7 separate regions of the Homo sapiens genome follow, and all the other regions are linked to region 1. A link is a contact called in ENCODE Hi-C or POLR2A ChIA-PET data. All regions are on one chromosome and are shown on one strand. The core of a region is the stretch at or near the end of the contact, and the rest is flanking DNA. Distances in the headings are between cores, read along the strand shown.

What was found. A loop is a pair of places that touch in the nucleus more often than their neighbours do. ChIA-PET counts read pairs that join two places held with the same protein, here RNA polymerase II (POLR2A). Pooled maps may share reads with other maps.
Region 2: a loop to region 1 is called in a map of ascending aorta, with 4 times the contacts of the local background. The contact joins the promoter of ZNF594 here to the promoter of BACC1 in region 1. A Hi-C loop is called at or near these places in 1 of 168 maps with a recorded cell type or tissue (ascending aorta), 1 of 37 single-sample maps with no recorded cell type and 10 of 50 pooled maps.
Region 3: a loop to region 1 is called in a map of ascending aorta, with 4 times the contacts of the local background. The contact joins the promoter of NUP88 here to the promoter of BACC1 in region 1. A Hi-C loop is called at or near these places in 1 of 168 maps with a recorded cell type or tissue (ascending aorta), 1 of 37 single-sample maps with no recorded cell type and 11 of 50 pooled maps.
Region 4: a loop to region 1 is called in a pooled map, with 8 times the contacts of the local background. The contact joins the promoter of DHX33 here to the promoter of BACC1 in region 1. A Hi-C loop is called at or near these places in 1 of 37 single-sample maps with no recorded cell type and 4 of 50 pooled maps. POLR2A ChIA-PET finds 5 or more read pairs at or near these places in 1 of 52 experiments (GM12878).
Region 5: a map of gastrocnemius medialis shows a loop between it and region 1 (7-fold over the local background). The contact joins the promoter of MIS12 here to the promoter of BACC1 in region 1. A Hi-C loop is called at or near these places in 3 of 168 maps with a recorded cell type or tissue (CD4-positive, alpha-beta T cell, gastrocnemius medialis and naive thymus-derived CD4-positive, alpha-beta T cell), 11 of 37 single-sample maps with no recorded cell type and 21 of 50 pooled maps. POLR2A ChIA-PET finds 5 or more read pairs at or near these places in 1 of 52 experiments (HEK293).
Region 6: a loop to region 1 is called in a map of B cell, with 15 times the contacts of the local background. The contact joins the promoter of NDEL1 here to the promoter of BACC1 in region 1. A Hi-C loop is called at or near these places in 3 of 168 maps with a recorded cell type or tissue (B cell, CD4-positive, alpha-beta T cell and naive thymus-derived CD4-positive, alpha-beta T cell), 1 of 37 single-sample maps with no recorded cell type and 10 of 50 pooled maps.
Region 7: a loop to region 1 is called in a map of CD8-positive, alpha-beta T cell, with 8 times the contacts of the local background. The contact joins the promoter of PFAS here to the promoter of BACC1 in region 1. A Hi-C loop is called at or near these places in 1 of 168 maps with a recorded cell type or tissue (CD8-positive, alpha-beta T cell), 2 of 37 single-sample maps with no recorded cell type and 7 of 50 pooled maps. POLR2A ChIA-PET finds 5 or more read pairs at or near these places in 1 of 52 experiments (CD4-positive, alpha-beta T cell).

Annotation. Positions count from the first base shown.
Region 1 is chr17:7,013,206-7,016,716 of GRCh38, forward strand. It overlaps BACC1 (BPTF associated chromatin complex component 1), which reads left to right and starts at 1,577. Exons shown (of 6, transcript NM_174893.4): 1 at 1,577-1,673; 2 at 1,857-1,951; 3 at 2,569-2,670; 4 at 3,290-3,480. The coding sequence starts at 1,653. RNASEK (ribonuclease K) reads left to right here. Exons shown (of 3, transcript NM_001004333.5): 2 at 461-537; 3 at 940-1,327. The coding sequence ends at 1,081. It overlaps RNASEK-C17orf49 (RNASEK-C17orf49 readthrough), which reads left to right. Exons shown (of 8, transcript NR_037717.1): 2 at 461-537; 3 at 940-1,673; 4 at 1,857-1,951; 5 at 2,569-2,670; 6 at 3,290-3,480. MIR497HG (mir-497-195 cluster host gene) reads right to left here. Exons shown (of 3, transcript NR_038310.1): 3 at 2,613-2,809. RefSeq lists enhancers at 1,039-1,539, 1,290-1,419, 1,890-2,390, 2,803-3,511 and a silencer at 1,510-1,959.
Region 2 is chr17:5,190,015-5,193,525 of GRCh38, forward strand. It overlaps ZNF594 (zinc finger protein 594), which reads right to left and starts at 1,854. Exons shown (of 2, transcript NM_032530.2): 1 at 1,734-1,854. ZNF594-DT (ZNF594 divergent transcript) reads left to right here and starts at 1,993. Exons shown (of 6, transcript NR_152840.1): 1 at 1,993-2,149. RefSeq lists a silencer at 1,789-1,988.
Region 3 is chr17:5,418,096-5,421,606 of GRCh38, forward strand. NUP88 (nucleoporin 88) reads right to left here and starts at 1,567. Exons shown (of 17, transcript NM_002532.6): 1 at 1,259-1,567. The coding sequence starts at 1,555. RPAIN (RPA interacting protein) reads left to right here and starts at 2,087. Exons shown (of 7, transcript NM_001033002.4): 1 at 2,087-2,196; 2 at 3,201-3,371. The coding sequence starts at 2,116. RefSeq lists enhancers at 929-1,568, 1,204-1,741, 1,742-2,279, 2,009-2,128, 2,139-2,358.
Region 4 is chr17:5,467,333-5,470,843 of GRCh38, forward strand. DHX33 (DEAH-box helicase 33) reads right to left here and starts at 1,650. Exons shown (of 12, transcript NM_020162.4): 1 at 1,239-1,650. The coding sequence starts at 1,527. It overlaps DHX33-DT (DHX33 divergent transcript), which reads left to right and starts at 1,760. Exons shown (of 3, transcript NR_135644.1): 1 at 1,760-1,807; 2 at 2,582-2,662; 3 at 2,760-3,028. RefSeq lists enhancers at 702-1,284, 1,074-1,293, 1,674-1,743.
Region 5 is chr17:5,484,824-5,488,334 of GRCh38, forward strand. It overlaps MIS12 (MIS12 kinetochore complex component), which reads left to right and starts at 1,743. Exons shown (of 3, transcript NM_001258217.2): 1 at 1,743-1,861; 2 at 3,373-3,511. It overlaps DERL2 (derlin 2), which reads right to left and starts at 1,355. Exons shown (of 7, transcript NM_016041.5): 1 at 1,246-1,355; 2 at 328-393. The coding sequence starts at 1,338. RefSeq lists enhancers at 1,013-1,192, 1,233-1,292, 1,913-2,012, 2,253-2,362 and silencers at 1,463-1,622, 1,572-1,739.
Region 6 is chr17:8,434,362-8,437,872 of GRCh38, forward strand. It overlaps NDEL1 (nudE neurodevelopment protein 1 like 1), which reads left to right and starts at 1,523. Exons shown (of 9, transcript NM_030808.5): 1 at 1,523-1,684. RefSeq lists silencers at 1,327-1,496, 1,597-1,796, 1,837-2,076.
Region 7 is chr17:8,247,729-8,251,239 of GRCh38, forward strand. It overlaps PFAS (phosphoribosylformylglycinamidine synthase), which reads left to right and starts at 1,561. Exons shown (of 28, transcript NM_012393.3): 1 at 1,561-1,611. It overlaps CTC1 (CST telomere replication complex component 1), which reads right to left and starts at 328. Exons shown (of 23, transcript NM_025099.6): 1 at 276-328. The coding sequence starts at 308. RefSeq lists enhancers at 125-264, 745-864, 989-1,745 and a silencer at 355-404.

The DNA.
Region 1 (3,511 bases), core at 327-2,826:
AGGTAGGAGAAACAAGAGCGGGGTGCCTGAGAGGTGCTTGAGTTGAATGGAGGACATGGGAGGAAAAGAGAGTGCTTGTTCCAGAAATGTGTAGCTGGGCCTTGTTTTCCCAGTAATCCACCCACCGCCACTTCAAGAAGAAATGATATGAAGAAGTGCCGGTTCTCCCTCCCCTCTTCCGCACTGTCCCGTGATGATGACGCCTCCAGAGAGGACGATAATCTGGGTTCCTGGGAGAGATGGCTTGGTCACTATTCCCACCCTTGCCTCGACCACTTGTCTCAATGTCACCACCTCACGCCCTGTTCCAGGTGGCTGAGTCCGAATCCAGTAACCACCACCTCGTTTTGGTTAATCTCAGGCTCGGGTGTTGTAGCAACATTGGAAATGGGAGGGGTTTACGAAGTGAACATGAGGTCAGGTGCCTGAATTCAACAGTCTACCCATTCCCCTTTTCCAGATAATGCTCGGAATATTTTTCAATGTCCATTCCGCTGTGTTGATTGAGGACGTTCCCTTCACGGAGAAAGATTTTGAGTAAGTATTCGGGTGGGGGAGGCGGGCTGGGAGCAGGTGGGAGGTGGCGAGGCCTAGGGTCAGAATTACGTCTGGGAGGCCCGGTGCTTAGGGCCCCTAGGTTAGAGGACTTGGAGAGGAGAGCGGCTTTCTTGAGAATGTGGTTAGGAGCCAGGGAGTCAGACCTCAGCGGCCATCCCAAACCCACCACCTTAGGTGTGACCTCTTTAGGTATTTTACTTTTCTGTGCTTCTCAGTCCACCTCTGCAAAATGGCTATGACAGATCTCACCCCATAGGATGGTCAAGAAGATTGAATAAAGTAATACACGTAACAGCGCCTAAACAGGTGTCGGGCACATAGTGCTCAGAAAATGTTGGCTCCTATTAAAGTTTGACCCCTTTGCTTCATTCCCACCCCCAGGAATGGCCCCCAGAACATATACAACCTTTACGAGCAAGTCAGCTACAACTGTTTCATCGCTGCAGGCCTTTACCTCCTCCTCGGAGGCTTCTCTTTCTGCCAAGTTCGGCTCAATAAGCGCAAGGAATACATGGTGCGCTAGGGCCCCGGCGCGTTTCCCCGCTCCAGCCCCTCCTCTATTTAAAGACTCCCTGCACCGTGTCACCCAGGTCGCGTCCCACCCTTGCCGGCGCCCTCTGCGGGACTGGGTTTCCCGGGCGAGAGACTGAATCCCTTCTCCCATCTCTGGCATCCGGCCCCCGTGGAGAGGGCTGAGGCTGGGGGGCTGTTCCGTTTCTCCACCCTTCGCTGTGTCCCGTATCTCAATAAAGAGAATCTGCTCTCTTCAGCCCTGTGTCTGTGCTTGAGTGGGGGCGAGCACGGGGCTGAGACTAGAGGTCGGCCTCTGCCTGGAAAGTCCCGATGTCTGAGCGGAAGTGGAGCGAAGTGTGGCGCGGAAGTGAGGCGAAGGCTTTCCCCATCGACTGGGCGCGCCGAGCGGTCTAAGCGACTGCGTCTGATGGGGCGGGGAGCCGCCGGGTTGAGCCTATCCGCTGCGGGGAGGGCGGGACTTCCTGCGCGGGGGCCCGAGCCGCTCAGTCTCCCTGCTCTCCGTGGTCCCGGCTCGCGTGTAGCGGCGGCGGCGGCGTCTCCGTGAGGAGGCGCGCGGGGCCATGACGTCAGCGTCCACAAAGGTTCGACCTCCCTCGCGGACAGCGCTCCCTGGCGGCCACGGGAGGGCGGGCCCCCCACTTGGCTCGCGGCTCTTCCGCCCCGGGCGGGGGGCGGGCGGGAGCCGAGCCTGGGGTGGGGCTAGGGGCTCCGGGCGGGACGGGGAGGGCGGGCGCCGGCCCCCCGTGACGCTGCCCCGCCCCCAGGTCGGAGAGATCTTCTCGGCGGCCGGCGCCGCCTTCACGAAGCTCGGGGAGCTGACGATGCAGCTGCATCCCGTGGCCGACTCTTCTCCTGCGGGGTACGTGAGCCCGGACTGGGACGTGGACGCTGAGAGCGGGCGCTTGGACTCGGTCACAGACACGGACCCTCTCTAGCACAGGGACAGACATTAGTTTCCCTTTGTGCGTGGCACAGCACAGAGTCGGTGTTAATAAATGATCGTTGGGTGAGGGAATGAATGACAGATAAAAATACAGACAGGCCCATAGCCCAGACTCCTGTTTCACAGTTCTCCCTGCTGCGAACGGGTCGACCACAAACCACCGCCACTCCCAACCACCCCAGTTCATGGAATTCCCCCAGACGGCTGCAGGCTGTGTTGGTGGGTCTGTTTTGAAAAGCCCTTCCTGGCGAGTTGGTTTCAGTGTGCTGTGTACAGCAGCCGTTTAACGTTGATGGTGGAAAGGGGTGTCTAAGGTGGAGGTGGTTGTGATTTCTTGTGATTGGGGTCCTCCCGGTTCCCGCAGGGCCTCAAGAGCTTTCCGCCTCCCCTTACGGAGGACCTCTTTATGCATCCGTGGAAGGGGTCCCAGAAATCGGAAGGAGGCGGCTGGTTGGCTGTGGGATGCATAGCCTGTGGGCGGGCTCCACACCCCCCCTCCCATTTTTGCTATCCCCCCTCTCCCCTTCTGACAGTGCGAAGTGGACGGAGACGGAAATAGAGATGCTGAGGGCTGCTGTGAAGCGATTTGGGGACGATCTTAATCACATCAGCTGTGTCATCAAGGAACGGACAGTGTGAGGGAGGGTGGCTGCCAGAAAAGGGCGGGTGGGCAGCCTTCTTCCTCCTTACCCAAGGTTCCATCGTCCTCAGAACTCCTTTCCAGCTCAGCTGCTTCCCTACTTTGTCACTAGTTTTTTAGAATCCCCTTGAGGACTGAAAGAATAGAATTGTCACAGTTGGTCAGAAGTTCCTAAAATGCTGTGGTAATCCTTCCAAGAATGTGAATTTAGGTTGCCTGAGATGCTGTTATTGTATTTGATGATGGAAGTCCCCTGGTTATTTATATAAATGTTTGAGGACCCCACTGCAGTGTTTCCAGGGATATGGTGACCCTGAACTAGTTGATCAGTAAATCTCAATCCACCTGTAAATCACCAAGCTCTACCTGATGTCTCTCCCAGAAGAGAATTAGGAGATGGGCCTTTCCCACTACTCAGTTCAGGGACTCCACTCTCCACACTCCATCCATCCTGAGTGAGTGTAAAACTTCGAGAAAGTGAGAACCCTACCAATGGGTTGGGGCCCCGACCTGGATTCTTATGAAGGGACTCCCAGAACCCCTTCCCCTCCCGTCCCCTCTTCTGTTAGTCTCTCTGATGACTCCTTTCCTAACCTCTTCTCTCTTTTCTTCAGGGCCCAGATAAAGGCCACTGTGAAACGCAAGGTATATGAAGATTCTGGCATCCCCCTTCCAGCTGAGTCACCCAAGAAAGGGCCCAAGAAGGTGGCATCTGGTGTCTTGTCACCTCCTCCAGCTGCCCCTCCTCCCAGCAGCTCCAGTGTCCCTGAGGCCGGGGGTCCCCCCATAAAGAAACAGAAGGCTGGTGAGGGCTGTGGAGTTGCTGCCTAGGGGTT
Region 2 (3,511 bases), core at 604-3,103, 1.8 Mb before region 1:
GAAAACCAGTAACTAAAGAAAGATAATCAAATACATATAATTAGTGTTCCTAAAGAAAAGAGCAAACACAGGCCGGGCGCAGTGGCTCACACCTGTAATTCCAGCACTTTGGGAGGCTGAGGCAGGCAGAGTACCAGAGGTTGGGAGTTCGAGACCAGCCTGACCAACATGGAGAGAAATCCTGTGTCTACTAAAAATACAAAATTAGCTGGGCGTGGTGGCACATGCCTGTAGTCCCAGCTACTCGGAAGGCTGAGGCAGGAGAATCGCTTGAACCTGGGAGGCGGAGGTTGCAGTGAGCCGAGATCGCACCACTGCACTCTAGTCTGTTGACAGAGCGAGACTCTGTCTTAAGAAAAAAAAGGAAGTTGGCCATTAATTCAAATAAAAACAAACAGCATGAGCCAAGAAAATGTGTCTACACTCAAAGCTGGCCTAGGGGCCACTATTTTTTAACTTAAGAAATGCCACTATTTCATGCCCAGTTCTTAGTATCTTTTAACTATGTCAATCCTTTTTAATTCACATTCATGGGCACGCATTAGGTGAAGCTAAACAAAGAATCTATGCCTAGAGGAAGACTCACACATGAAACAAGGTAGTAAGAGCCTATGAATTAGATGCTAAAAGCGCTGCGGTGGCAATCCGGGAAGGCTTCCCAAAAGAAATGACTTTTGAAGTGTGATACCCTACTTTGTTTTAACCTGAGTGACTCTCTCCTAGCAGAGAGAGAGCCGGACAGACTCCATTTTAGTTTCTCCACTGGCAGCCCCCTTTCACCTCCCTCCCTTAAGGCATAGCTAGTGTAAACTGACTCAAAGCACGTCCAGGAATGCACCTACTGATAAGATATTGAGGCAAGCTGCACCAGCAGCTCCTGGGGACGCGCTCGGTGGATGGCAAGCAAAACCCCTGCATTTATCTCTTTGTGATAGTTTAAGCCCGTGCAATTGGAACTGTTTATATTTTGTAACTGCATTTGTAACCAATTAATTTTTCAACTTTTTGCCAGTTCTGCTTCTGTAAAAATTGCTTCAGCTAAAATCCCCCCTCCCCTATTTAGACCACGGTATAAAAACAAAACTAGCCCCTTCCTCAGGGCCGAGAAAATTTTGGGCGCTAGCTGCCTCTCGGTTGCCGGCTAATAAGGACTCTTTAATTTGTCTCAAAGTGTGGCGTTTCTCTGTAACTCGCTTGGTCACAATAGAAGCTGCTCCTAAAAGCAATGTAGACCCTTACAAAGAGACCAGCCCACCTAAATCCCTCCCTTGTTTGAACTCTAACAGTCCTAATATTTTAGACTGAGTAGTAGAACATATATGAACAATACAGTTCATTCCTGTGGCTTAGTCTAGCCTCCCCAGCGGGGTCACTCGTGGGATGCAAAAACCAGATTTGGTTACATATACAAATATACCTGGCACAGATGTGGGCGAGGAATAATCAATTTATGCCTGACGGTGGATTCTGGGCCTCGGGAAGATGCCGTTAGCGGTACCCACAGGAGGGAACTGGAACAGGCAAGAGTAGCGGGACAGGGCCGGGAATGGGGCACGCCGAGACCAAGAAGCCGACCGAGAGCAAGAAGGCCCAGTCATGCGCACCCGGCGCCTACATCCTCCTGCGGTCCCCCAGGCCTCTCCCCATAGGCATATGAGCTCTGCTCCACTCCTCGCTTGCCGGTGGACGCAGGCGCCGCGGCCGCCAGCTCTGTGAACGCAGCGGGGTCTCACCTCCAGGCTACCCCCAACCTCCCGCTCGGTCGGGGGCCCCTCCACGGCCGCTATCACTGGGTCGCGGCTCCTAGCGCCACCATCTTGGACCCCGCGCCTGGGCCAGGCGAGAACTTCCGGTGCGCTCCCCGGGACTGCGGTCCCCCAGTCCGCGCCCCGCCCAGCCGTCCCCCGTCGGCTCCAGCCAATCCGCGCGCGCTCCCCTGGCCGTCTCCCACCGGATCAGGTGTCTCCTCTGCGCAGACTCCTCCACGACGCCAGTCGGCGCTGGCGTAGCTCGGCTCAGCCCGGCGGAGTCTGACTTCCGGAGGGCCAGCGGCGCGCTGGCTGGTTACCAAGGTTACCGCCGAGAGGCCGCGTCCTCAGCTGGTCCTAGACATGCGTGGCGTCGGGGCTGTGGCACGGTCGGGTCCGGGGTGAGTGACCCCTTCAAGTAACTACGTTTTTGTTCTGCCCTTTTGTTTTGTTTTTGAGATGGAGTCTCGCTCTTTCGCCCAGGCCGGAGTGCAATGGCGCGATCTCGGCTCACTGCAGCCTCCATCTCCCAGGTTCAAGCGATTCTCCTGCCTCGGCCTCCCCAGTAGTTGGGATTACAGGCGCCCACCACCACGCCCTGCTAATTTTTGTATTTTTAGTAGAGACGGGGTTTCGCCATGTTGGCCAGGCTAGTCTCGAACTCCTGTTCTGCCTGTTCTGTTTTCATCTTTTGTTATTGTTCCCTGCATGCATTTGTGGTCTCATTCATTGATGACTTCTATTTGCAATGCCCGGTCAAAGGCTAGGCGATACAGATCCCAACAAGGACAGCTTAATGTTTAAAAGTGTAAGTTCCGAAGTGAGAAAGTCAGACACTCAGAATCCTTGCCCCACCACTTAGGGGCTATGTGACTTTGAACAAGTTACCTATTAATAGCTTCTTCGCGCCTCCGTTGCTTCATTTGTAAAGTGAGGTAAATAATAGGACCGACCTCACTGACATATGTATGTGAAGTTTGCATGTGGCGAAGGCCAGATACATATTAGTTATTACTATGGAGATGATGTTGGTTCGCGTAGCGTAGGATCGTGGTAAGGGTTATATATGTATGTAAAGATGTAAGATGTCCAACCCCAAGCCTTTCCGAAGCAAAACTGTCAGTGCACTAGTCACTTTGGCTTCTCATATCTCTCTGTCCCAAACTTTGGGTTGCACGAATTATGCACGTTTCACTCTTGAATTTGTAAATGCAGCTACTACCAACTATTCCTTAATTTGCACAACTACATTTGAGATAGTATTTCATTGACTGTGTTACATTTTCATTGAAATACTGAGCCATGTCTCAAATAGACTTCAATTATAGTTGCTTTTATAGTTCCTTTTGCTTTACCTCTCTTAATAAGAGTGCACTAATAGAAGTTACTCTTTGGAATTTAGAAATGGGTTTTTAAGGCAGGGCACGGTGGCTCACACCTGTAATCCCAGCACTTTGGGAGGCCTAGGAGGCCGCATCACTTGAGCTCAGGAGTTCAAGACCAGCCTGGCCAGCATGGTGAAACCCCCGTCTCTACTAAAAATGCAAAACAATTAACTGGCATGATGGCAGGCGCCTGTAGTTCCAGCTACTCGGGAGGCTGAGGCAGGAAAATAGCTTGAACCCGGGAGGTGGAGGTTGCAGTGAGCCGAGATGGAACCACTTCACTCCAGCCTGGGCAACAGAGCAAGACACTGTCTCAAAAAAATAAAAAAAAAAATAGACTGTTCCGTGTCCTCTGCTCCTAGAGGCCCAGCCTCTGTG
Region 3 (3,511 bases), core at 317-2,816, 1.6 Mb before region 1:
ATGGCGCCATTGCACTCCAGCCTGGGCAACAAGAGCGAAACTCCATCTCAAAAAAAAAAAAAAGACACAAAATAATTATAAATAATTAAGTTATGATTATGTCAAATGCTACACAGCAGTATAGAATGTTATTAGAATACTGCGTGCTGCACATTTGGTAATTATTATTATTTTTTGAGACACAGTCTTGCTCTGTTGCCCAGGCTGTAGTGCAGGGGCGTGATCTCAGCTCACTGCAACCTCCTCCTCCCAGGTTCAAGCGATTCTCCTGCCTCAGGCACCTGAGTAGCTGGGATTACAAGGGCGCGCCACTACACCTGGCTAATTTTTGTATTTTTAGTAGAGACGGGGTTTCACCATGTTGGCCAGGCTGGTCTCGAATTCCTGACTTCAGGTGATCCACCTGCCTCTGCCTCCCAGTGTTGGGACTGCAGGCGTGAGCCACCGCGCCCGGCCTTCATAATTCTTTTTAACTGAAATTGGGTAAATAAGTAGACTGTAGACTCCTGCCCTATTTTCAAAACTGCAGAAGCATTGCTAGCGTCTTATTAAAATTAAATCACTTCTCGGTAACAAGAATTGGACCGGGCACACAACAGATGTCATACCTTAGAATGAGTACCAAGCTCTTTTTCATCTTTAAGAGAATCTGTGTATTACAAATAAACATTTCCATAAACCAATATTTGACCACGGCAAGTGTGTAATACTTTCTGGATCACACCCATTTTCACATGCTGTCGGCTAATCAAAAACAAAAATCCCCATTTTGGGTATGGCTTTATTTTCTAAAGCGGGCGTTACGGGGGTAAGAATTAACAGAGACTTCCTCCTCCATGTCAAGCATGAAGCGTGGTGCTTTGAAACCTGCAACCTGACTTGCTGTGCACAACGCAAGAGAAAGTTACGATCTAACCTATTATAAGCGTCACATCAGGAAACAGGTTTCTCTCGACGAAACTAAAAATAGCAACTCCGCCCACTCGTTCTCAACCCCTTTAGCCCGCTTTGTTTTTCTCCAGAGCACTCATCCGTCACTAGTATTTTTATTGAATATTCAATGACCCTTTCCTTCCTCCCAGGCCTCCAGGCCGTAAGCATCGAGAGAGCCTGAGTCCCCGCGACCGCGTATGGCAGCGTCGGAGTCAATCCGCTGGAACGCCTGCCACAAGATGAAAAACAGCCAAGAGGAGCAAGGAACAAAAAAGACTGGTTCCGATCCCGGTGAGGGTCACTTCCAAGATCGGCCTGGCATTACCTGGTACTGGGACAGGGCGGGCTCTTCGCCGCCGCCGCTGGGGCCCCGAAGGCGAACGACTAAGAAGGAGCTGTCTTCTCCGTCCCACAGGAAAAGCTCTCCGCCGAGGCCAAAGACCACGTTTCTCGTCAGCAACTGCGGCGGCGGCGACGAAGGCAACGACGAAGAAGCTGGTTTCTCAGCTTCGGTTGGACTCTGGTTTTTCAGTCCCTCCCGGAGCCGCAAGAACACGACGTGGTTAGGAAGCCAGGTCTGCCACAGCTCGCCGTCGCCCACCGGTCCCTCGGCGGCCGCCATCTTGGCCCAACTGCTCCCCTCACTCCAGTTGCTCAGCCCGCCGCTGAGCACAGCCAATCCGCGGCCGTCCACTCACTGTTTCGGCCAATCACCGAGCAGACGGCCCGGAAGCTCGAGAGGCTCGTGCCAGGTCGGGGGGCGAAGGCGAGGCCAGCCCACCAAGCAGGGGCGTCACCAAGGGAAAGCCAATCACCATTATTTCTGAAGCCCAAGGGGGCGGGACGAGAAGTCAACATAATGGTGGTGCTGCTGGAAATCTAGCACCTGGGGAGAGCCTGAGACTTGTGTATCTAATTGCCTATTGGACACCTCCATCTGGGTAAACCCAGGCATCCAGAACTTTCCCTCAAGACTTACCTCCCTCAGTGCAGGTCGGGCTGGCCTCACGCATTTCGCTTGGATGCCTAAATCTGTCTCCACGTGGGGCCGGTCGATAAAACAACACTTCCCAGAATACGCTGCGATCCATTCGCGGTCTGCACCCGGAAAGTACACCTCCCAGGGGTCTGTGCGCGCCTCCAGGGAACGGGTCTTGTGGCTTTGTCTCCCGCGAAGAGGAGATGGCGGAGTCGTTGAGGTCTCCGCGCCGCTCCCTGTACAAACTGGTGGGCTCGCCGCCTTGGAAAGAGGCTTTCCGGCAGGTGGGTATGGGGTTTGTGCAGTGGTCTACCCTAGATCGTCCCGGTGACCGCCGTCTTCCCTGCCTTCGCCTTAGCCCTGCTCCGTGGAGCAGGTGCCGCAGCGCGCCTGGTCTGGTCAAACCCAGGCCTGCTGACTGTAGAGTGTGGGATTAGCCCGGGTCGGTCAAGTCCTAGAAAGCCTTGTTTTTGGATTCGATTTTGTTTTGAATTTAAATTGTGGTCAGGACATCACCGTTTGCACCTCTGCAATAACACTACCTACTGTTGCTGCGGAGGTGGCCACCGAGAGAGGCACTTTGTCTACGTTCGTCTTGTGAGATAGAGATGATTTCTATTCTAGAGAGTAGTAAAATGAGGCTTAGAAGAGGGCTCCACCTCAGTTCTGGCCTCTTCTGAACACAGTGTGGTTATTAGTAAGTAATGTCCAAGAAAGTAACCCGACGCAAGAAAGATAGCAGATACAGCAGAGTTTCTCAGCCTTGACAATGGACATTTTGAGGGAGATATTTATATGTTGTGGAGGGTTGTTTAAGCCACGTCTCGGGCCTCCACCCACTAGATGCTAATAGTCCTATAACTAGAATTGTGACAACCAGAAATGTCTCCAAGCATTGCCAAATGTTCCTTGGGGGACAAAACCTCCCTGAGTTCAGAAACGCTGCTGTGCAGGAAGGCCGTTACCCAGCCATATCTAGAGTAGCAAGAATTTGGAAGGAATATAAATGTTCTGTAATAGGACATTGGATGCTGAGATATTATGCACACAACCATTAAGGAAACTGGCAAGCTAGAATAAAAAATATGGTTCTTTGTAAATACGTGTACAAAGCATTGTAATTTTATGTATCTCTACAGAGGAATATGCAAAAGTAACACTAGTTAGTATTATCATTGAAATTTTGTGTCTATAAACTTTCTTTAATGTTTTCTCAACTAATGTAAGAGTGTTTTTTAAAAATAGAAATGCTTTTTTTTTCCCCCCCAATCTTGCTCTTTTTTCCCAGAGATGCCTGGAGAGAATGAGAAACAGCCGGGACAGGCTCCTAAACAGGTACCGCCAGGCTGGAAGCAGTGGGCCAGGGAATTCTCAGAACAGCTTTCTAGTTCAAGAGGTGATGGAAGAAGAGTGGAATGCTTTGCAGTCAGTGGAGAATTGTCCAGAAGACTTGGCTCAGGTCAGGCTGGGCTATGTGTTTTCAGGGAGGGGGACTGCACCACCAAGAACGGCTCGTGTCCTCTTTTATTTGTTTACTTGAGTCCTCTAAACCCACCATTCCCCTAACCCCATTTAGAATTCAACAGCCTTTAACCCAGG
Region 4 (3,511 bases), core at 400-2,899, 1.5 Mb before region 1:
CAGGAAACTCTCCATCCCCTCGTTGCAGGAAGTAGCCAGAAAGAACATGCCGTCCCTCCTCCTTTTTATAACTATAGGGTCTGGATTGACAAAGCAGGAACATCACCATCTTGGACAAGCCCCTCATTCAAAAGTTCACCTTAATAAAAAACCGCCTAAATCCAAAAGGTATCAGCCTAATGGCTAAGGTCAGCACGACCATAAACCACAAATAACATCTCCAGCCAGAAACATTCCAAACTCCTCCCCGACCAGAGACATGTTAAGGGATAACCCCACTCTGGCCGGGAATATGCCAGCCGGGAATATGCCAGCCGGGAGATAAACCCCCTCGGGCCGGAAAAATGTCTGCCCCAAGATAACATCCCCTGCTCCCAAAGAGTCCAACCCTGCCAAAAACTTCTCCACACATATAAACATTCCAAGCTTGTGATAAGCCCCCTCACCCTAACACCAATATATACTCTTAGTCTGTAAGAGAAAGGGCTCCTGACCGAAATCGGCCAGGAGCGCCTCTCAGGTTTTAACTAAAGAAAAGCTGTCTTTAACTGCCAGCCGCGTTTCGTGTTTCTTTCCTTTTTCTTTAACTCTTACAAATAGCTCACATCCAAATCCAGTGGGCATCACATCCAAGTCCAGTATAACCGGACTTGACTGCTGCATCTGCTCACTCTCTATTCCTTTGACTAGCAGCACTCATGGGTCTCCTTCCTCTCTTTGGCTGCTCATCCTTTCCGTCCTTCAGTATCTCCTCTAACACGTTGGGGATCATAAGCCCCATGAAATCAGTCCCTGCCCCACAACTCTGCCTCTTTTCATGCACCAGAAACTACACCTTCCCTTTCGACCGGAATGTGTTCAGGTTCCCATCTCTCAAACGGGCTTTCCCCCCTGCCTAGAATGCCCTCCCTCCCACACGACCTCCCCAGCCGCCTCCTCACAAACCGGGTCAGATCCACTCTTCTAAGATCCGCAAGCCCCCGGTACGTTTCTCTACCCTTTTACGCGGAAGGTGAGTCTTTGCCTACACACGTTGGTCACTCTCACCGGGCTGTCCAGCGCCTCCAGGGCAGGGCTGCCGGACTCTTCTTCGAGGCCCCTCTCCAGGTCTGGCCCAGAAAAGGTATTCAGGTTTGTTGAAGCCACGAACGAAAGGGATTGAGAGGCATGTAAGAAAAACTGCTCTAGCTAAGCCACGGACGAAGTGCAAGGAAGAGCCCGCCGGCGCGGCCACTCACCGATGAGGACCGCGTTGTCCAGGTTTCGGAGCTGGGCCAACAGTTGCCCCCGCGCTTGGAAGATGGGCAGACTCCGGCGCTGCAGCTCCACAGCTTCAGGGTAGGGACTGGCCGAGGGCTGGGCCAGGGGCGGCTGCTGCCTCCGGCCTCCTCCTCCTCCTCTGCCGCCGCTGCCCGCAGTCAGCAGCATCACCACTTGCCTCCCGGGAGGGAAGGACCCAGCGCGGCTCGGAGGTCCAGAGCCTGGCCGGAATCTCTTGGCCGGCGGGAAGCCCGCCTCCTCCGGCATGTCGGGAGGGCACCGCGGCGGGAGGCGCAAGCGCCGAGAGCTCCTGCCCCCTCTCAGGTGCAGACAACAGGAGCACACCGCCCCTTCCTCGCCGCCACGTGCTGGCGGCTCCCGGCGACCACCGATGACCTCACGGCCGCCCCAGTCTTTAGAAAAAGGGACTGCATCTCCCAGCATGCCTTGGGGGCTTGGGAAGGCTTTCACTTCCTGGGGGTGGGAAAAGCAGGGCCTGAGGTACAACCAGGAAAAGGCCCGGAGCTACAACCGGGAAACACAGGATGTAAGGTTCCGTGGGACTGTAGTCTTGGTTAACGAGGTTTTTCTCATTGTTTTATTTTTTTTTTTTGAGATGGAGTTTCGCTCTTGTTGCCCAGGCTGGAGTGCAATGGCGCGATCTCGGCTCACACTGCAACCTCCGCCTCCTGGGTTCAAGCGATTCTCCTGCCTCAGCCTCCCAAGTAGCTGGGGTTACAGGCGTGCGCCACCGGGGCCCGTCTAATTTTGTATTTTTAGTAGAGACAGGGTTTCTCCATGTTGGTCAGGCTGGTCTTGAACTCCCGACCTCAGGTGATCCGCCTGCCTCGGCCTCCCAAAGTGCTGGGATTATAGGCGTGAGCCACCGCGCCCCGCCCATTGTTTTGTTCTAGTAGCATTACTTCTTTTCAGTAAACCCGCGTTTTCCCCTTCTCTGTCCAAATAACAGTCACTCTTCAAGGAAAGTACTTAATTCTGTAAAATCAATGAGAAGCGCAAACGTGCATTGTCTAATCCTCTAAACAACTTATAAGTTATGTGGTATATACTGGTTATTAGATTATCTCTAATTTACAGATTAAGAAATTGAGTCATCTTAGTCATTCAGATGTCCCCAAATCATAATTTTGTGATCATCTTGTGTTACAGAAAGGAAAACCAATTCTGATATACATGAATTTAACTCAGAAAATGACTCCTCCAACGGATGTGGTCGCCTCCAGTAATACAAGCAGAGAAAGGAGGGAGTTCAATGAAATTAAAATTGTCTTTTATCTTTCCTTTCCCCCAACCATTCCAGCCAGACTCTCAAGTTCTCTACATGGCTGTGCAACCCCATCACAGACACTTCAGTGAAGATTCAGAACTGCAGCAGAAAAAAGTAGGATTATAACTAGTTCTTCCTTACCCTCCTAAAAGTTCTTAGATGATTTGCTAATTTACCACGGAGAATGCCAAGTAGCTGTTTGCTCTTACAGGAAATGTGATTTCCAGAGAATACACCGTAAGCTTCAGCTCATGTGAAGGGTATCTTCTGAAGCTCGTTTCCATGAAACTCGCCCTGTTAAATATCTCCCTTCCCGTGATTCGTGAGAGAGCTAGTCTAAAAACAAAAAACCTCCCCTTTGCTCCAGGTCGGAGATAATTTTCCTCTAGTTGCTGACAGTTTGGTGACCAGGCATTACTGAAAATGTGCACGTTGAACCAGCAGCAGATTTGTGTTTAAGAATAAACTGACAAATTTTCACTTCCTACCCTGAAATATTTAGAAAGGCAACCCAAAACTACAAGGGATAATAAATGTTAACTCTCAAATTATGGACTTTGAGTAAAGACATCCCAGTCCTTTTTCCCAGTGTGCTTTCCAGAGTAACTTAAGGTAGGAGTCCGATGTTCCAAATGATTACAATAATTTAGGTAATGTAAATGGGTGGACTTATTTCTTGATGGAGCACATTCCACCTCTACATGCAGCCCCTAATCATTTCTAGGCAATGGCTGTCATGTAGACCTATTATTGCCAGATCTTCCAATTTTCTCAAGAAAAGCCAAAAGTGAAGATTTTTATCTGTCAATGTTAAATACAGGTTTAAACTTAAAAAAAAAAAAAGTACTGTCAAAACAAAGCACATAGGTAGGTAACAAATCTGTAGGTAACTCATCCATAATCTCTGGCCTAATGATCCAGCTATTCTATAGCCTCAAAGCTAAGAGGACCAAAGAGTGGAAA
Region 5 (3,511 bases), core at 493-2,992, 1.5 Mb before region 1:
TCTAAACCAGTGATTTCCAAATACAGGAACTGGACACATCAAAACGATGCAGGGAACTTTAAAAATAAAACACAGATTTTAATTCCTACCCTTGCAAATTCTGATTTGGTACTTGTTGAGGAGCTTGAGAATCTCTTCAAAGTTCCCTAAGGGATTCTCAAGTCCAACCAGGCTGCAGAATCACTGCTTTATATCCTGACAAGGCAACTTATAATCAAAGGTCCCCACTGGGTTCTTTTTTAGGATAGTGTATAACAGGATTTGCTACTAAACAGTAAGAAAAAGAAGAAACTGAAGCATTAATCACTATTGTGATGAACCACTTACTTGAAAGTGTTTAAAGATTAATTCAGGATTGAAGTACAACTGAAAAGGTGTGATCAATTCCAACTGCTGAAATAGAAAAAGAGCTTCTTAAAGCAAATCAAGAAACAAAATTTCATCATTTACAACAAAGAATTAGTAGGTCTAGCAATTTCCAACTCTCGGTCACTTAGACGTGATTTCCTTTAAGCCTTTCTTCTTAGGCCAGAGGAAGAGGTTGGTAAAGAATTCTCTAGGATTGGTAGAATTCTTTGTATCCTCAATACCTAACACAAAAAAGTCTGTTTTATGTTGCAATAGTTGAGGCTGACATGAAGAAATGAGGCAGACAGGTGGTGATATTTTAGACACAGGACAAATAAAAACAGCTGCTATGAATCTACCCACCACATGGGCACCACCTGAAACAGCTGTATGAAACAACAAAACTCACTTGAAATAACGGAGACTGGAGACCCTGCCACCGTTAGGGCTGGGTACCTCCAGCTAGCCCCTTATTTAGATCCAGAGACCCTTTTTATTATAAGCCATTCCCCTCTCGACAGTTTCCAGCTTGCTTTCCCCATTCCTGTTTCTTCACTAAACGGACCTTCCTCTCACTAGTCACCATGGTACCACCTGGCCATTGGCAGAGCTCTCGGACACATTTCTTGGGTGGGAGGCTCCCGCAACCCTAACCCGCTATAGGTCCGGCGCTCATCTCTTAGAAACTGACCTGACCCCCCATGAAGCAGCACTCCCTTCTCGCGTCACTGGATAAGCATTCTTGGCGCCAACTCGAACCCCAGAGTAATCCCTGTACGCCTCCACCCATCCCCGGGACCAGCCCCTCTGGGCCTCCCCGAGGCCCAAACCCCAGTTTCCTGAAGACCCAGTCATATCCAGCCCAGATAATGAGAAGGTGGCACTGCAGCTGCTCACCACGGCGGCGGTGGTGAGGACGCAGGCAGTGGTGTAGGCGCGGCTGACCGGTGGGATCTGCAGGTACTCCAGCCGCAAGCTCTGGTACGCCATCTTCCCCACCGTCGCCTGCCCCACCCCCCACCCACCCCATTTCCCCTTCCGCCAGCAGGCCCCGGCGGCGGGGCGGGCCCAAAGGCCCCCCGCCCACTTTAGTTTTCCCGCGACTGCCCAATCAACGCCAAGCAACCGCAATCCGTAGAGACCTAAGGAACGCACATCCGCCAATCACGAGTTGCGTCGCCACCGCCCCCCCCCAGCGCCCCATCTCCCCACCCTCTCTTCTCCACCAGCCAACGTCCGGGAAAAACGAGTAAGTACAGGTTCCTTCTGCCAATCCCCGCCGGCCACAGCTAACTTTCCCGCCCGGCCCCTTTCTGTCATAATTGAGGTGTCCACAACCAGCCAATCAGGAACGCGAGAGTATCCCGCGTTTGCTTTCGCTCGCCGAGGCGCGTATCAGTCGGAATTTTGGGGAGCCAACCGCGCCGTCTGTCCCTGGCAAGCCAGCGGCGGTTTAAAGGAGGTGGCGGGAAGCCTGTGTGTGCTTCAAATCGTCACCCTCATGGTCGCTCCGGTAAGTGCTGCGGGGCAGCATTTTCTCTGAGGAGGAGCGGGGACGGGCGAGACTGGCATAAGCGTCTTCGCGAGGGAGCAAGGCGGCCTGTGGGTCGGCCTCACCCCGGCCTCCGACCTGAAGATCCCAGCATGCAGCGCGGGCGCGGGGCCCGACGGAAGCCGGGAGCCGGCCGGAAGCAGTTCCTGCGCTCTGGCTTCTGGGTCCTGTCCTGCGCGATCGCGGGGTCTTAGACAGCTCAACTCGCCGAGATGACCTGGGCACCTCTGCGTTGAATCGGCAAATACTGATCAAGCCGCATTTATTCTGCTCTCAGGAACTCTAAGTCTAGCAGAGAAGATGAGGCGGTAGAAGTTCATCAGTCAGTGCCCGAAGAGAGGTCCTAATGGGAATTCGAAGAAAGGAGTTAATCAAGGAAGTGTATTTTTTTGTTGTTGTTTGAGATGGCGCCCACCTGTAATCCCAGCTACTTGGGAGGCTGAGCTAAGAGGATCACTTGAACTTAGGAGGCAGAGGTTGTAGCGAGCCGAGATCATACCACTGTACTCCAGCCTGGGCGAAAGAGTGACACTTTGTCTCAAACAACAACAACAACAAGAAAATTAGCCAGGCATGGTGGCCTGCACCTGTTGTCCCGGCTACTTGGGAGACTGAGGTGGGAGGATTGCTTGGGCGCGGGAGGTTGAGGCTGCAGTGATCTGTGATCGTGCCACTGCATTCCAGCCTGGGCGACAGAGCGACAACATGTCTCAAAAGAAAAAAAGAAAAACAGAAAGAAATCCTACCTTACATATACAGCCAAACAGTTATAACCACTCCATATTTAACCATTACAAACGTAAATTTTTATTTTATTTTATTTTTTGAGACAGAGTCTCGCTCTGTTGCCCAGGCTGGGGTGCAGTGGCACAATCTCGGCTCACCGCAACCTTCGCCTCTCGGGTTCCAGTGATTCTCCTGCCTCAGCCTCCCGAGTAGCTGGGATTGCAAGTATCCACCATCACGCCTGGGTAATTTTTGTATTTCTAGGAGAGATAGGGTTTCGCCATGTTGGCCAGGCTGGTCTCGAACTCCTGACCTCAGGTGATTCGTCCATCCGGCCTCCTAAAGTGCTGAGATTACAGGCATGAGCTATCGTGCTCAGCCTACAAACATAAATTCTTAAGATTGGCTGCATCTTATCTTCCCATAAGATTTGACTGTACTGCTTATTGCAAATTATTTCATAAAGTGCGTCCTAAATTCACCTGATAATTGAAGTAGCAGTTTGTTTTAGCTAATTGCCTTTATCTGAAGGAATAATAAAATTTCTCTTATTTCTATGACAAGCAATATCATTTCATCTCAGAAAAAGATGCCTAGGTTGAATTCCCACAATGACAAGGAGATAGGGGTTTTATTTTCCTAGATGTTTATATTTGAGAGGAATTACTCGCAGACCCTTGAAAAAACATGTCAGGGTTATAAAGCTGACAAGGGACTTACTCATCTTCTAATTGGGTTTTTTTCAGATGGCTTGGCTGGAGGACAAGCAAATTGAGGACATTGGCAACGGAGTGATCAAAATGATAGATCATGAGGCCTAAAATGAATAAGGAAAGAAGAGAAGTGGCAGAGGCTGAGAACAGAAAGAGAGGGTGGAGGGGCTGT
Region 6 (3,511 bases), core at 273-2,772, 1.4 Mb after region 1:
GCCCACCATCATGCCTGGCTAATTTTTGTACTTTTAGTAGAGACAGGGTTTCACCATGTTGGCCAGGCTGGTCTCGAAGTCCTGGCCTCAGGTGATTTGCCCGCCTCGGCTTCCCAAAGTGCTGCAGCGCCTGGCCGAAGTCAGGAGTTCTTGACCAGCCTGGGCAACACAGTAGACCCCATCTCCTAAAGGAAAGGATTACCTTGTACATTATACAGCAAAAGTTCTTAAAATTGTTTTTAAAATGTATCTCTTCCTTTAAGTTTCCACTCCCTATGTAAGTTGCCTATCCCTCTTTCCCTCCTTTTTGGGCTAGTATCGTCTCCAGCTTGCTTCCAAGTCCGCTAGGGAATACACACGCGCGCACACACACATACACGTGTGTGTTTACGTACTAAAAATATATAAACATTAATAATGCAAGATGGGGCCGGGCGCTGTGTCTCACGCCTGTAATCCCAGCACTTTGGGAGGCCGAGGCGGGCGGATCACGAGGTCAGGAGTTCGAGACCAGCCTGGCCAACATGGTGAAACCCCGTCTCTACTAAAAATACAAAAATTAGTCGGGCGTGGTGGCAGGCGCCTGTAATCCCAGCTACTAGGGAGGCTGAGGCAGGAGAATTGCTTAAACCTGGGAGGCGGAGGTTGCAGTGAGCCGAGATCGCGCCACTGCACTCCAGCCTGGGCAACAAGAGCGAAACTCCGTCTCAAAAACAAACAAACAAACAAACAAACAAAAACCAAGATGGATTGTAAGAGGTATATATATACACATAGGACTCCATTTCTTGGGGGACCTGGAGGGGAGAAAGTCACACCCATACACACACGTACACGCATGTATACAAAAATGAATATATGCTCAGATATATACAATATATAAATGGGCAAATATAAAATCCCCTTTGTGCCAACGAATCCATTCATTCATTCATCAAATATTTGAGCGTCCACTTTGCCTAGAACCAAGTTATCTGTTGGGATGAGCAAGGCATAAGAGGTTCTAGCTCTCATAGAACTTAGAATTCTACTGGAGGAAGATGAGAACAAATACAAAATGTAAACAGTGGAAGTTCTGTAAAAACAACACAGAGCTTTGTGAGAGTGATGCTTAGAATGCTCCTGATGTTCCATTGGGTGTTCGAGCAGGGGGAATGGACTCGGAGGTGAACTATGAGCCGAGATTCATTTTATAAACGGGAACACAGACACATGGACACTTGAAGGGCCTTGGTGGCCAGAAAACTGAAGGCAGGTTCCCATCCGTCTTGGCACCACTCTCCCGAATAGCAGTTTCAGGGAACTGCACAAGCCAAAACCAGCCGGTCGCAGAGTCCAGGAGCGCCTGCGCAAGAGGACGCCTGCGCAAGAGGACGCCGTCAGCTTGGCGTCAGCGCGCCGGGCTCTGGCCCGCCCCCTGTGACACCAGCCCCGCCCCACCCCGCCCCGCATACCCGTGCGCTGCCGCGCATGCTCCGAGCCCCGCCCCCGTGCGTCACAGAATGGCCTCGGACACCCAGGCAGTCCCTGACGTGTCGGGGAGGAGCCGGGCGCGGAGGTACGCTGAGTGGAGCTCGGGGCTGCGTAGGGGAGCTGAGCCGAGCGGCTGGGCGGGCCTGGCCGGGCCGGCGGAGGGGAGACGTCGGTTGAGCGGCGGCGAACATGCGCTTTTGACACATTGGAGGTGAGCCTGCAGCGCGGGGCCGCTCCCTAAGGGGCTGCGCTGGGCCGGCGGCGCCGAGGCCTGCCCTTGGGGAGCCTTCCCGGCCCGGGGCCGTGTCTGAGGCTCCGCCGGGGCGGGCCGGGCCGGGTTCCGGGGCGGCCAGCCTGGGGGCAACTGTTCCAACCGCTCTAACTGTCCCCTCCCTTCCCTGGTCCGATGTGTGGCCCCCCAGGGGCGCCTGCAAGGGAACGATTCCGGTGGCCTCCGGAAGATGTGCCCCGTTCCGGGTAGGGTGAGGGCTGGCGGTGACGGAGGCCGGGACGTGGCACCGTGGGCTGGGGCGCTGGCGGCGCAAGGAGTGGCCCAGTCGGAGGTGGCAGCGGCGCGCCCAGCCCGCCTCCTCCTACCCCCTCTTCGAAATTCCTTCATTTGCGAGGGTGGCTTGGAGCGGGGTTGCATTTTGATCTCTCAGTGCCTCTCTCCCATGGGGGGCGAGAGCGCGAGCAGCCCACGTTGGGCTCGGATTGGCATTCTCCTGACTCCCGCCCGGAACTGCTAATCATCCTCCCCCTGGAGTTCGGCAAAGTGTCACCAACGGGCTCGGGTTACTTGTGCTCGACTCTTTTCTTGCTGTAAGCCATGAGATGACCCTTTAAGTTTTGCAAAGGAGGTGAGAGTTCTGTCACCACTGATTATTACCTTCTATTTACGTAGCACCTTTACACGTTTCAGAGCACTCTTCTTCCTATCTTTTTCTAACCGCATCACCTTGTGGTTGCAACTGATTATGTTATCGCCATTTCGATGGGTAAATGGAGCTGGGATGGGGGTAATTATTTATACTTAGGTTCAACCAACTGGTGAGTGGTTTAGCTTGGATCATAATTTACATTTCTAGGCTCGGAGTTCTGGTTTCTTTTCGTGGGATTTTTATACCCTTCTCAGCTACAAAACAAGGCAGAAAATGTGACTTGCCAAAGATATGCCAGAAGCTGGTAGATTACTTACTCAATTATTTTTGAGAAAACTCACCTAGGATAAAAACGGCTGCTCAGTCATGAGAAAAATCTTCCTGTGAAGCTTGTTCAGGAGTTGCTGGTTAATTGCTTTGCTAAATCGTGAAGTTGATGGGCACAGTGCAGCGTTAAGTCATGGGCTGAAGAGAAGTAAAGGGAAACCAAGTGAAGTATTTCTTCTGAATTATTATTAAAATTATTGTTATTTAAAATTAGAGTGCGTGAGAAACAAAACCTTTGGCCAGCCCTGGTTAGAGGTTGACTTGATCCAGATAGAAGTTGCTAAATCTTCTGAAGCTGTAGTTCTTTTGATTTTTTTAAATTAAATAAATTGAAGTTGGATAAAGAGCTTAAAATAAGTAGGAACCTTAGTAAAACTTAGATCTTGCTTTCATGACATCTGCAAAACAACTTATTTTTGTTTTCATTTTAAACCATGCTGGGATAAATTTGGTTACTAAAGCTTAAAATTACTTCTGACGTAAGTTTCTGAGCACTCCATAAAGTAAAAAAGAAGTCTGATAGAATCAAAGAGAGACCGTGTTTATGATCAACTTTGAAGAGTTAAAAATTCTGTAAATGTCACCTTTGAGAGTAGTAGAATTTCAGTAAAAAGGCATATATTGCCAACAGTGAGTTCTGAAAGAACTCTTCTAACGTCAGTCCATTTTAGAACTGTTAACCAGAAACAATATCATTGAAAATAGATTTTCTTACCATTGTACAAAGAATAATTTCCTTGTAAATAAAAGGCATTTTGGACAGGCTGTTTTAAACTCAAATGAGTTGATTGTTGCTAGATTTCTGAAGGTCATACACAGTATGATAATGC
Region 7 (3,511 bases), core at 311-2,810, 1.2 Mb after region 1:
GTTCCCCCATTAACCTGCTCCTGGTTTCCCACCAGGATTAAACCCTAGAGAGTGAACGGAGACCAGTTTAAGGCTCACAGCGGGCGCCGCGTGAATGAGGGAATAAACATTCGCAGAACCAGTAAGAGGTAGGAGCGGACCGACTCACAACCCCCTCACCCATGGGCCGGACGCGGCCAGCGAGCCCAGAGAGACAAGGCAGAGGAAATAGGAAGAGAAAGAGTATCTGTGACAAACAAGAAAAAAGGAACAAGAGACGTAATAGCAGCACTCACGGAGGAAGGGACCTGGGCCCGGCCAGCCGCCATGATGCGCCGGAGCTCCGCCCCCGGGAGGGGCAGGTGCTCGCTTGGGGGTGGGGATGGGGGTGGGGGGGCGCTCGGTGACGTCACCGGTGAGCGGGTTTCCTCGCCACCTCCAGCTCCTTCTCGCTGCTCACCCCCTCGCTTCCTAGAGACTCCGCGAGGCGCCTCGGTGCACCATCCCAACTCCCGACACCCCTGTCTCTTTTCTCTGATTTTTTTTTTTTTAAGACGAAGCCTGGTTCTGTCGCCCAGGCTGGAGTGCAGTGGCGCGATCTCGGCTCACTGCAACCCCCGCCTCCCAGGTTCAAGGGATTTTCCGGCCTCAGCCTCCTGAGTAGCTAGGATTACAGGCACCTGCCACCACCACGCCCGGCTAATTTTTTTTTTTTTTTTTTTTTTTGTATTTTTAGTAGAGACGGGGTTTCACCATGTGGCCAGGCTGGTCTCAAACTCCTGACCTCAGGTGATCCACCCGCCTCAGCCTCCCAAAGTGCTGGGATTACAGGCGTGAAACACAGCCCCTGGCCCTCTCTGATTTTTTTGAGACGAGGTCTCGCTCTATCGCCCAGGCTGGAGTGCAGCGGCGCCATCTCGGTTCACTGCAGCCTCGACCTCCCGGGCTCAAGCGATCCTCCCACCTCAGCCCACCAAGTAGCTGGGATCGCAGGCTTGCACCGCCACACCCGGCTAATTTTTGTATTTTTCTGTAGCGACATGGTTTCGCCATGTTGCCCAGACTGGTCTCGAACTCCTGGGCTCAAGCGATCTGCCCGCCTCGGGCTCCCAAAGTGCTCGGATTACAGGCGGGAGCCACCGCGCCCAGCCTCCGTCTCCCTCCTAAGTGACATCCTGTCCGGCATCCCGCAGGCCTTCAGATGGATGGGGTAGCAGAGCTCAGGAACTCAAACACAGCCCGCCTGGTGGATGACTTCTAAGCATCTTTCAGTCTCCCTGATCTTGCCAAGCAGAGAAGGGCTTCCTCGTAATGCCACCAAAGCACAACTTTCACATGCTTGCTTTATGGCCTTAACTAACTGATGTCATTACTTAACTGTCCCCGCGGGGACGGGGAACTGAATGTATTTTCACAAACGTCAGTTCAAGACAGATTTGTGGGAGAAACCACCTGGGGATAAACCTCTCCCCACCAAGAACCTAGAATTCGGCCGGGTGGCTGGGGAAAAGTGGGCGGGGCGTAGTCGCCCCGGCGCTGGCAGGTCCAGTCTCTGCCCGCGGCGCACGCGGATGACGTAACAAACGCGCGCGACGATTCGAGGTGCTCTGTGGCCGCGAGTGCATCTTCCACGTGAGTATAGTTACCGCGTGCGGACCTGGATCCTCCTCCAGGTGCAGCGTTTCGTCATCTAGCCCAAGCTTGGTCTGGCGGCTTCAGTATCCCCACCGGGCCGAGCTGTGTCTACTTGGTGCCCGCGTATTTGCTTTAGTGGAGGCGTCCATTCGTCCTATCTTGCGTGCGTTCCGCAGACCCCAGGCATGGCCGACCCCCATGTAAATTTAGCCCCATTGTCCCATTCATGGATTCAGCTAACAGAAAGACTGCCGGCCGCCTACTTTATATCAGGCACCATGCTGGTCATGGAATACAGCCCTCATGCACGCAAACCCTGTCTCTGAGCTCTTGAAGCTTATATTTTACTGGGAATGATAGACGGAAATCAAGTGGCTTAATAAACAAAATGCCTTCAGGAAGACTGTCCTGAAAGTTGGGGAGGGGCTGAAGAGTGGTGAGAATCAAGAGTTCATTAAGTCATTCCACAAGTTTTAGAATTTTTTTGCGTTTCAAGCCCTGGTATTGTTCTAAGCCTTGGTAATTCAATGGAAACGAAGCAGCAACATCCCATGCCCACGTAGAGATTTTTTTTCTAGTGGGGAATATAGAGCGAAAAATAAAAACATCCAATAGTGATAAGCGCTTTACAGGAAATTAAAATAGGGCCGGCCATCTGATAGTAACTACTTGAGTGGCTAGTGAAGCCTTTTCCACGAAGGCGAATCACCAGAAATCTAAATAACAAGAGCTAGCCATGCATATGTCAGGGTGAAAAAAATGCCTTCCAGGACTGAGCTTGGCAAGTTAGAGAAATAAAAAAGAAGCTAATGTGTGGTTGGTGCATTGTGGGTGAAAAAGAGAATGGTGTGAGATAGGGTTGGAAAGGTAGGCCAGAGAGTGGCCAGACTTGGTAAACCAGGATGCTGAGTTGGAATTTATACCATGTGTAATGGGAAGCCATAATCCACTTTATGCTGATGTGTGACAAATGAATTGTGGTTATGCAGTGGTCAGGAGGTTAATGCATTGGTCCAGGTGAGTGATGGTGGTGGCTTACTTGAACTAGAGTGAGGTAGTAGAGATGAAGAGATGAGAGATTTGAGACATGATTGGAAATAGATTTCCTGGTGGATTGGATTTAGAGAGTCTGAGGGAAAGAGAATTAAGGATGACTTCTGTGTTTTTGTCTTGAGCAACAAATTGGATGATGGTAGTGTTTACTGAGTGGCAAGACTAGGGGAACAGCAGAGTTTGGTGAGTAAAGCCAGGGTCCCGCTGAGAGGCAGTGGGACCAGAAATTGGATAGGTAGTTTGGGATAGATGGGGAGGGCCTTTGAATGTTAGGCTAAAAGTATTAACTGTAATAGTTCTGTTGCCTGATGCACACTGGAGGTCAATACACCAAGACACCAGGTTGCAGCAGAGAAAGAGGTTTAATCATAGGGCTGCTGAACAAGGAGACAGGAGGAAACCTCAAATCCATCTCCCAGAGTACTTTGGGGCTAGGGTTTTTAAAAAAGAGTTTGGAATAGGATTAGGATGAAGTGTGAAAATCATTGATTGAAGAGTGCAGGGTGAGGTCATGAAACAGGGAGATGAAGAAACTGATTCTCATGCTCACTTGGTTCCACTGTGGGAGTCTTTTTTTTTTTTTATTTTTTTTAATTTGAAAGATGAGGTCTGCCTGGCGCAGTCGCTCACGCCTATAATCCCAGCACTTTGGGAGGCTGAGGTGGGTGGATCACGAGTTCAAGAGATTGAGACCATCCTGGCGAACATGGTGAAACCCCATCTCTACTAAAAATACAAAAATTAGCTGGTCATGGTGGTGTGCACCTGTAGTCTCAGCTACTCGGGAGACCGAGGCAGGAGAATCGCGTGAACCCGCAAGGCAGAGGTTGCAGTGAGCCGAGAT